3 separate regions of the Homo sapiens genome follow, and regions 1 and 3 are each linked to region 2. Evidence: chromatin contacts called from ENCODE Hi-C or POLR2A ChIA-PET data. All regions are on one chromosome and are shown on one strand. The core of a region is the stretch at or near the end of the contact, and the rest is flanking DNA. Distances in the headings are between cores, read along the strand shown. Region 1 holds the start of ALDH16A1 (aldehyde dehydrogenase 16 family member A1). Region 2 holds the start of QPCTL (glutaminyl-peptide cyclotransferase like). Region 3 holds the start of RPS19 (ribosomal protein S19).

Region 1 (3,113 bases), core at 1-2,500, 3.8 Mb after region 2:
TCCTGTATCTATGAAAGCCACACTTCCGGCTGGGCGCTGTGGCTCCTACCGGTAGTCCCAGCACTTTGGAAGGCCAGGGCAAGAGGATCGCTTGAGGCCAGGAGTTCGAAACCAGCTTGGGCAATACAATGAGATAACGTCCCACACCCCATCTCTTAAAAAAAAAAAAAAAGCGCCAGACTTCCACTCTTTCCACAACCAAAACTGGCCCCCTTACTTTGCAGTGAAGGTTGCATTTTCCAAACCTTAATCTCAATGTCCATCCTAAAAGGTACCCTTTTTATCTTTGAATTATCACTTCCTGCCAGCTCTAGATCCTAATACGTCCAGATCTAGACCCGCCAGGTCTAGATCTAGATCTAGACCTCTAGTCAATATAATTAGAAAAGCTGCACTTTGAGGCTGGGAGGCCGAGGTAGGAGGATCGCTTGAGCCCAGGAGTTCGAGACCAGCCTGAGCAACATAGCAAGATCCTGTCTCTACCAAAAAAAAAAAAAAAAAAAAAATTAGCCAGGCTTGATGGCACCTGCCTGTAGTCCCAGCTACTGTGCAGGCTGACGCAGGAGTAATGTTTAAACCTGAAAAGTCGAGGCGACAGTAAGCCGTGATCGGACCACTGCACTCCAGCCCTGGGCGACAGAGGGAGACCCTGTCTCAAGAAAATAAAAGGTAAAACAAAACCTGCACTTCCTGCTACTATAAAACAAGGCACTGGGAAGACGCATCAATAGGACGACCCTTTTTTTTTATTACTATTTTTTTTTTAGACACAGTCTCCCTTTGCCACCCAGGCTGGAGTGCAGTGGCGCGATCTCGGCTCACTGAAACGTACACCTTCTGGGTTCAAGTGATTCTCCCGCCTCAGCCTCTTGAGTAGCTGAGATTACAGGCGCGCACCACCACAGCTCGGCTAATGCTTGTATTTTTAGTAGAGACGGGGTTTCACCAAATTGGTCAGGCTGGTCTCGAACTCCCGACCTTAGGTGATCCGCCCGCCTCGGCCTCCCGAAGTGCTGGGATTACAGCCAAGAGCCATCGTGCCCGGCCACGCCGATCCTCATAAATCCGGAGCCCTCCTAACTATTCGCAAAGTACCCACATCGCCGTCTCCCCTTCCTCCCCGTTTTAAGCAGTGCGCATGCTCCTAAATACGCTTCCCCGTGGGGGACGTAGGCGGGGCCATCGGGTCCTAAGGAAAAAGTGTGGGCGTGGCTGCTCTCTGTATCTTGTAGCCCCACCCCATTCCCATTAGCCCCGCCCCTTTGGGCTGGAACCGGAGGTGTCGCTCTTCGGACCTCAAGGTTCCCCTTAACACAGAGCGCCCCGCAGTCTTCGCGGAAAGCGTTCGGGGTAGGCGATGGCTGCGACGCGTGCAGGGCCCCGCGCCCGCGAGATCTTCACCTCGCTGGAGTACGGACCGGTGCCGGAGAGCCACGCATGCGCACTGGTGAGAGTCTGCCCGGCCGGCGCTGCTCGCTGCGTTCCCCAGGCCTGGGCGCCCGGTTTTTCGCGGGGAGTCCCGTCATCCACTGCGGTAGCTCAGCCGCTCCGCCTCTCTTAGTCCCCGTGATTCCCGCCGCCCAATAGGATCGCGCCCTGTAGGACGCTCCCTTGAGCCTTGGCGGTGGCAGCCTTTTAGTCTGTTCCGGTCTTCCCCACTGGTTCTCTTGCCCCTTGATCCTGAACTCCTCGTAGTGTTTCCGCGGTTTTCCTGAACTCCTCTAGACGCTCTCGTGATTCCTCAGGGTCCCCTCAGAACCTGACGCCACCCACCAGACCCCTTAGGATTCCTGTGAGGCTCCAGTGACCCACAACCCCCATTGTCTTTCCACGACTCTTCAAAACATCCTATGGCTTCCATGGGCCTCCAGAGCACCCCAGACCTCCTGAGGGACTCCCTTCATCCCTTTGATTACCCAGAGACCTTCAGAACTTCCATGGAGCCCCCGTGATCCCATAGGACCCCTCAATACTCGTGGGGTTCATGTGACCTCATCGGAACTCTCAGGAGCCTAGAATACATCAGGACTTCCGGTTTGGGTTGGGTTTTTTTTTTGTTTTTTTTTTTGAGCCAGGGTCTCACTCTGTCGCCCAAACTGAAGTGCACTGGCGCTATCACACCACTGCAGCCTCAACCTCCTGGGCTCAAGCCATCCTCTCACCTCAGCCCCCCAAGTAACTGGGACCAGAGACGCGCGCCACCACTCTCAGCTAATATTTGTACTTTTTCTAGAGACAAGGTTTCAGCATGTTGGCCAGGCTGGTCTCGAACTCCTGGCCTCAAGTGATCCACCCACCTCGACTTCCCAAAGTGCTGGGATTACAGGCGTGAGCTACTGCACCCAGCCACATCAGGACTTCCTGTAATTACTTATGGCCCCTCACAATACCCTCACGGGGCTCCTATGATCTCTCTAGCTCTCAGAATGTCCCATAGGGTTCCCATGATTGTTCAGGAACCCCTGAAGTCCTCGTGAGGGTCCCATGATCCCCTGGGGGTCCTCAGAACCTCCCTAGGACTCCCATGACCCCTCAGAGGCCCCCAGAACCCTCGTGGGGTTCCTGCAAATGAGTAGGGCACCTCAAACTTTCTGTCGTTTCCCCAGGCACTCTCAGAATTCCTTCACGGGGCTCTCATGATCCCCCAGGGTCCCCCAGCACCCAGGCGAAAGGAGCTTAGGCTTCTTTGAGGGGGAGGGCAGGAGGCCAGAGCAATGATCCAAGTGGAAGGAACTGGATCAGAACCCTGGCACAGCCTAGAACTTGGGGAGGCCAAGACGGGCAGATCGCCTGAGCTCAGGAATTCGAGACCAGCCTGGGCAACATAGTGAAACCTCGTCTCTACTAAAATACAAAACATTGGGCCAGGCGTGGTGGCTCAGACTTGTAATCCCAGCACTTTGGGAGTCCTAGGTGGGCGGATCACCTGAGGTCAGGAGTTCGAGACCAGCCTGGCCAACATGGTGAAACCCCATCTCTACTAAAATACAAAAATTACCTGAGCGTGGTGGTGTTTGCCTGTAATCCTAGCTACTTGGGAGGCTGAGGTGGGAGAATTGCTTGAATCCAGGAGGCAGAGGTTGCAGTAAGCTGAGATTGCACCACTGCACTCC
Region 2 (3,221 bases), core at 1-2,500:
GCCACCGCGCTCGGCCTCCCCCAGTATTCGTAAAATCGCTGCCCCTTAACATTCATTTCAATAGGACTAATTATCTAGGACCACTCCCGTTATCGTTTAAAACATGTTTTTCATAATTAAATTTTTTTTTTTTTTTGTAGAGACGGGGGTCTCGCTATGTTGCCTAGGCTAGTCTCGAACTCCTGTGTTCCAGCGATGCTCCGCCTTGGCCTACTAAAGTGCTGGGATCACAGGAATGAGCCCCCGCGCCCAGCCCAGGGCGTTATCTGATAAAGCTGTCCCCTCTCCCGAAGTCACGATGCGTCAAAGGCCCCACGCCCGTTCTCAAACTCATCAGGAGAAAAGCAGGACGCTGCATCCCTAAAACATCTGCCCCTGCCCCCCCCGCTCTGCTCAACCCTTCCCACACTCAATCGGTCAAATATCCACCCTCAACCTCATTCCCGCCGCCTAAGCCTAGCCCGGCCTCACATGATGGTCACTACGCTCTCCGTTCACTCCCGTTTCCTCCGCGTTGCTGCTGCCTGAGGAGAGAGAGGCGGGACTTCCTCTTCCTGCGACCCACTTCCGTTGGCGCCTGCGCAAAGCCAACCAGTAAGTGGAGGCGTGGCCTGTTGCCACAGCATTCCCCACCAACGGTGCACAATGATGGAATAAAAGCTTCGGGTAGGGGTTCGCGGCCAGTCAGAACCACACGGGGGCAGATGTTTATGACAATGAAGACAAAAGGAAAGGCAGTCTGATTCAAACCGTTTCTTGAAGAATGGTACAGGTTGAAGGAGGGAAATGACAAGCTATTTCCAAATGCCCGCCGGCCGTGACTTCGGGGGCGCGGCCTCCGTGAAGCCAATCCGCTCCTCGCTTCGGAGACAGGCACCGCCCCTCTTCCCTCTGGGACGCGTTACTGACGTATCTACTGATCTTTCCGACCCTGCGCCACCAATCCCCTGCCTACATCCGGAAGGGGCATGGACCTGCGCCCGGGAGATCGAATATTTTCCATGATCAAACGCTGTTCATTGGCTTTCCCTCCTCCGCTAAGGCGGAGCCTACTTCTCTTGCGCTCCCATTTGGGTCGTGCCATTCTCAGGGGAACCAACCCCAATACCTAAGGGAGGCTGGGAGGCGTGTCCTCAGGACCGTAGTTCTTATTGGTTTCGCTGCTCGCTGTGGGGTGGGCTGGTGCAGCCGCAGCTGTTGCTTATTGGCCCACCGATTCCATGGGGAGGAACTTGGCTGGGCCTAAACTCAATCCGTGGTCTGGTACAGGTTTCAGGGCAAAGCGGCCATGCGTTCCGGGGGCCGCGGGCGACCCCGCCTGCGGCTGGGGGAACGTGGCCTCATGGAGCCACTCTTGCCGCCGAAGCGCCGCCTGCTACCGCGGGTTCGGCTCTTGCCTCTGTTGCTGGCGCTGGCCGTGGGCTCGGCGTTCTACACCATTTGGAGCGGCTGGCACCGCAGGACTGAGGAGCTGCCGCTGGGCCGGGAGCTGCGGGTGAGGCTGGGCGGGGACCCGGGCACCGCGGGGACCCTCATTCCCTCCCCGCTGTTACCCAGGGTTGACGTGGCTTTAGCGTACGGCCCTAACCGCAGATGCCACCGTCTTCGTCATCTGAGCGCATGACCCTTACCAAAGGAATAAGGCTTCGGGCTGGTTCTGCAACAGTAGCTTCCTTTTAAGAGGAAAGGTCTGAAATAGTAAGACGGGGGGGTTCAGGGTTCTACGCCTTTAGTCAACTATTTGGAAGAGTCCCTTCCTCCATCTCCCCTCTCTCTCACTGGGCCTCGATTTCCCCATCAAGTTTGAGGTAGGCTGGACCGGATGGTCTTGGAAGGACTTTTCCTGAGCCTTGGATTTATCCTAGAAGTCTCCGATGCTGGAGGCGGCAGATTAGGAAGAGAACCCGGGGCTCCTCGCGGGTGACGGCGCCCGGGGTAGGGTTGAAATGGGGGGGTTGCTCTCATTCTTCCCTTCCCTATCCCACCTCCTTCCCAAGGTCCCATTGATCGGAAGCCTCCCCGAAGCCCGGCTGCGGAGGGTGGTGGGACAACTGGATCCACAGCGTCTCTGGAGCACTTATCTGCGCCCCCTGCTGGTTGTGCGAACCCCGGGCAGCCCGGGAAATCTCCAAGTCAGAAAGGTAAAGGGACCCACCTCCAGTCCCTGACCCCCTAGCCCTCCAGGGAATGGGAAATAAGAATCCTGTTCAAGATCCCAAAGAAGCTAAGAGGAGGAACTGGGGCTCTGACTGGAGTTAATCGGACTCTAGACTCCATGCTGGTAACAAACCACCAGGCTGTACTGCCCCCCTTAATGCCCCCACCAAAAGCTTACTGTGTGCTAGGCATAGGCAACAGACAGCCCTATAAGGTGGGTACCAATATGATCTTCATTATGCAGATGGGGAAACTGAGGCTCAGAGAGGTTATACACATTGCACAAATCCTACAGATAATAAGTAGTAGACCTTAGCCGGGTGCAGTGGCTCATGCCTGTAATCCCAGCACTTTGGGAAGCCAAGGTGGAAGAATCACCTGAGAAGTTTGAGACTAGCCTAGTCAACCTAGTGAGACCCAATGTTTAGAAAATCATAGACCTAGAGTTGAACCCAAACAGGTTGGCTCCGAGCTGGTGCTGTAATGTATCTGTTGTCTTCCAGAAAGCATGAAGAGTCATTTAAAGGCCAGGCGCAGTGGTTCACACCTCTAATCCCAGCACTTTGGGAGGCCGAGACAGGCAGATCCCTCGAGATCAGGAGTTTGAGACCAGCCTGGCCAACATGGTGAAACCTCATCTCTACTAAAAATACAAAATTAGCCAGGCGTGGTGGTGGGTACCCGTAGTCCCAGCTACTTGGGAGGCTGAGGCACGAGAATCACTTGAACCCAGGAGGCGGAGACTGCAGTGAGCTGAGATTGCGCCACTGCACCCCAGCATGGGTGACAGAGCGAGACTCCATCTCAAAAAAAAAAAGTCACTTAAATACTGCCTGAGTCCCAATGCTACCTCATCCACTTAGATTGTGACCTTGGACTGGTTTCTTTTTTATTTTATTTTATTTTATTTTATTTTGAGATGGAGTCTCACACTGTCGCCTGGGTTGGAGTGCAGTGGCGCGATCTCGGCTCACTGCAACCTCCACCTCCCAGGTTCAAGCAAATCTCATGCTTCAGCCTCCTGAGTAGCTGGGATTACAGGTGTGCACCACCATGCCTGGCTA
Region 3 (3,335 bases), core at 800-3,299, 3.8 Mb before region 2:
TAAACTTTCTAATGTCCAAGGAAGCAGAATCCTGGGTCTGCTCCTCGCCCAGGCATGATGTTAGCTCCGTTGCATAAATACATGCCTGCTTTGCCTTATGTCCATCAAAACTCTGCTTTATATAAATTTTACCTAAGCTTCACTCTTCCCAAAATCCTATATTCACCCTGTCTCTTCCTTTGGTCAGGCACTCCAGAGTTCCTCTGGAGAGCTTTAAAAAAAAAAATTAAATTCAATGAAATGACTTAAATGAATTAAGTGTAAATGATTCAGAACTGGTATTAGAAATTATTAAAAGTGGGGGCCAGGCACGGTGGCTCACACCTGTAATCCCAGCATTTTGGGAGGCCAACGCAGGTGGATCACCTGAGGTCAGGAGTTCGAGACCAGCCTGGCCAACGTGGTGAAAACCCGTCTCTATAAAAATACAAAAATTAGCCAGGTGTGGTGGCAGGCACCTGTAATCCCAGCTACCTGGGAGCCTGAGGCCGGAGAATCGCTTGAACCCGGGAGGTGGAGGTTGCAGTGAACCAAGATCACATCATTGCACTCCCGCCTGGGCGACAAAGCGAGACTCCAACTCAAAAAAAATTAAATAATAATTACTTAAATTATAAAAAGTGAATATAAATTACCCAAGTACCTGGAGATTTCCAGTTAGACATGCATATATTACCCACTTTGAATACATATGGAAATATGTATGTGTTGGTTCTGGAAAAACAATTGAGATAATGAAAATATTTTCTCAAGTTTTAGAAACAGTATGAGATAGGTTTCAACAACATTCTACATGAATGTAAAACCTTGATTTAAATATATGATCTTATGCTAGAAGCATGGTTGGTTTTAATTTTTCTAACAGATACGAGTCTTGGCTTATTAATAATTAACACATTTTGCAGCCACAGTATCAGTGTGGGGTAAAATTCTAATATTTGCTCTTATGTTTTAAATTCTCAGTCTTTCCAACATAAGAAAATAGCTACACACATTTCAGTGTTTCCTTTTTGCAACAAGTTAACATAATTTTATTGGACCACGTTATTTAGTTGTTGGGCCTTGTAAGGATTAAATGAGATCATGCATGTAACACTACAGTAACAGCCACATGATAAATGTCCAAATAATATTTACCTGTGCCTGGCACAGAGCAGGCACTCAAAAAATATTTTTTAGAGCATGTGACGCGCCATGAACCAGAGGAGCCACTTTAAATGGACAAACGGGGATCTCATTTTTTTTTTTTTTTTTTAATGGTGAGACAAGCCCTGAGAAGGCAAATGGACTGCCTAAAGCTACACAGGTCAGCGGGGCAGGTAAATCTAAATTGGCAAAGTAAGGGCTGAGCGAACAGACTCCGACACTAGAAGGCAGAGCTGAACTAACTTCTGCTAAGGTCCCGCCTCTGCCGCTTTGTCCCGCCCTTATCTTCTCCCCTCCTCCAGCGCCTCATTCCCTTTTCGCTCGCCCCGGCCGTGCTGAAGCAACTTCCGCCCTGAGAAGGGTGGGGCTTCCGTCTCCCGCTCTCGCGACTCCTGGCGGTGAAGGACGGAAGATGATAGCCACATTTCTTCCTCGCCCTTCCCCTAGGTTCCCTGTCACAGTTCCGCCCTTACTACTCCCACTTCCGGCCAGGGAACAGCCACTTCCACCCGGAAAAGGGGTTGTTCCGCCGTGGGGCGCCAGCTGTGGCCCACCCATCCTGCCCCGTACTTTCGCCATCATAGTATTCTCCACCACTGTTCCTTCCAGCCACGAACGACGCAAACGAAGCCAAGTTCCCCCAGCTCCGAACAGGAGCTCTCTATCCTCTCTCTATTACACTCCGGGAGAAGGAAACGCGGGAGGAAACCCAGGCCTCCACGCGCGACCCCTTGGCCCTCCCCTTTACCTCTCCACCCCTCACTAGACACCCTCCCCTCTAGGCGGGGACGAACTTTCGCCCTGAGAGAGGCGGAGCCTCAGCGTCTACCCTCGCTCTCGCGAGCTTTCGGAACTCTCGCGAGACCCTACGCCCGACTTGTGCGCCCGGGAAACCCCGTCGTTCCCTTTCCCCTGGCTGGCAGCGCGGAGGCCGCACGGTAAGCGGGGGCTCCGAGCTGGACCGGGCGCGAGGCGGCAGGGCCGGACGCCGAAGCCTCAGAGCGCGTGCCTGAGGGCCCCGAGGCGCCCGGCGCGGGCCCGTCCCGCCCCCTAGAGCCGCGGCCACGTGCGAGCGGCAGGCCCGGACATGCCCGGTCAGCGCCGTCCGGGAACCGAGCGTGGGCCCCGGGGGGCAGCGGCGGGGTGCGTGGGGCGTCCGGAGTCCCGGGGCTGGGGAGTGGGGTCGCGCAGGATCCTCACACGCAGGGGCCGGGCTCTGTTAGTGCGATCCAGAGAGGCCGTGGGCGTCGGTGAGCTCCTTCAGACCCGCAGGAGCCGGAGCCCGGCGTTGAAGGGGCCGTGGGAAGTAACGGGGGGTACCACGGTTTAGGATGCGCTGGAGCGAAAGGATTGGGGTGGGGTCCGTGCTCTTGGCAGTCGTCTCTGCCAGGCCTGTGTTCACATGCTTGACTTTCTCCCTCAGATGCCTGGAGTTACTGTAAAAGACGTGAACCAGCAGGAGTTCGTCAGAGCTCTGGCAGCCTTCCTCAAAAAGTGAGTTTGGGGACTGAGGTTCAAAACGGGTGGAGGCTGTCGCCTTGGCCTGCCCATCTGAGCCCCAGTGTTTGCCGGTCCCTGGCAGGCGAGGCTTGTTTGGGGCCTCCGTGGCTCCTTTCAGCGTGAGGCCTGGCTTGTGTTCCGGTTCCAGCCTCTCTTTGTACTCTGGGCACAGCATAGTTGTGTTGAGGGGAGGGCATTTGGGATATGGGGTAGTTTGTGGAGATGACTGAATCGTGCTTTTCCCACTGTTTTGGTCTTAGGTCCGGGAAGCTGAAAGTCCCCGAATGGGTGGATACCGTCAAGCTGGCCAAGCACAAAGAGCTTGCTCCCTACGATGAGAACTGGTTCTACACGCGAGCTGGTGAGGAACTTAGGTCTTTGGCTGGAGAGTGGGGAGCTGGGTGACCCCTGGCACAAACCATACTTCCCTGTCTCCTCTGAGCTCTTTCCCGCCCCAAGAGGGAGAGAAACCCTTGGTTGTGTCACCACTTGCTTTGTGTGATGTGACATTCGATAACTTGGTACTCCAAGTTTTTATGACATTCTAAGAGCTTTGTGAGAGGAGGACCTGTGGCTTTGAGCCTCAGGGGAAACCAGAGACAGATGAATGTTCATATTTTGCTTACAGGTGGTTTAATCCTTTCTATATACACGGAGGCAGACTCCCTGGGTTTGGATCCATCTTTTAC

What was found. Hi-C counts contacts between places; a loop is a spot of excess contacts on that map. ChIA-PET counts read pairs that join two places held with the same protein, here RNA polymerase II (POLR2A). Pooled maps may share reads with other maps.
Region 1: a loop to region 2 is called in a pooled map, with 12 times the contacts of the local background. The contact joins the promoter of ALDH16A1 here to the promoter of QPCTL in region 2. A Hi-C loop is called at or near these places in 4 of 50 pooled maps. POLR2A ChIA-PET finds 5 or more read pairs at or near these places in 2 of 52 experiments (activated B cell and activated CD4-positive, alpha-beta T cell).
Region 3: a loop to region 2 is called in a pooled map, with 8 times the contacts of the local background. The contact joins the promoter of RPS19 here to the promoter of QPCTL in region 2. A Hi-C loop is called at or near these places in 2 of 50 pooled maps. POLR2A ChIA-PET finds 5 or more read pairs at or near these places in 2 of 52 experiments (OCI-LY7 and WTC11).

The regions. Positions count from the first base shown.
Region 1 is chr19:49,451,975-49,455,087 of GRCh38, forward strand. ALDH16A1 (aldehyde dehydrogenase 16 family member A1) reads left to right here and starts at 1,251. Exons shown (of 17, transcript NM_153329.4): 1 at 1,251-1,447. The coding sequence starts at 1,358. RefSeq lists enhancers at 1-146, 1-50, 61-110, 1,844-2,803.
Region 2 is chr19:45,691,416-45,694,636 of GRCh38, forward strand. QPCTL (glutaminyl-peptide cyclotransferase like) reads left to right here and starts at 1,251. Exons shown (of 7, transcript NM_017659.4): 1 at 1,251-1,495; 2 at 1,998-2,141. The coding sequence starts at 1,289. It overlaps SNRPD2 (small nuclear ribonucleoprotein D2 polypeptide), which reads right to left and starts at 538. Exons shown (of 3, transcript NM_001384647.1): 1 at 472-538. The coding sequence starts at 473. RefSeq lists enhancers at 74-794, 613-742, 753-882, 1,408-1,958.
Region 3 is chr19:41,858,206-41,861,540 of GRCh38, forward strand. It overlaps RPS19 (ribosomal protein S19), which reads left to right and starts at 2,050. Exons shown (of 6, transcript NM_001022.4): 1 at 2,050-2,084; 2 at 2,570-2,640; 3 at 2,907-3,007. The coding sequence starts at 2,570. RefSeq lists an enhancer at 1,753-2,508 and silencers at 2,062-2,191, 2,252-2,371.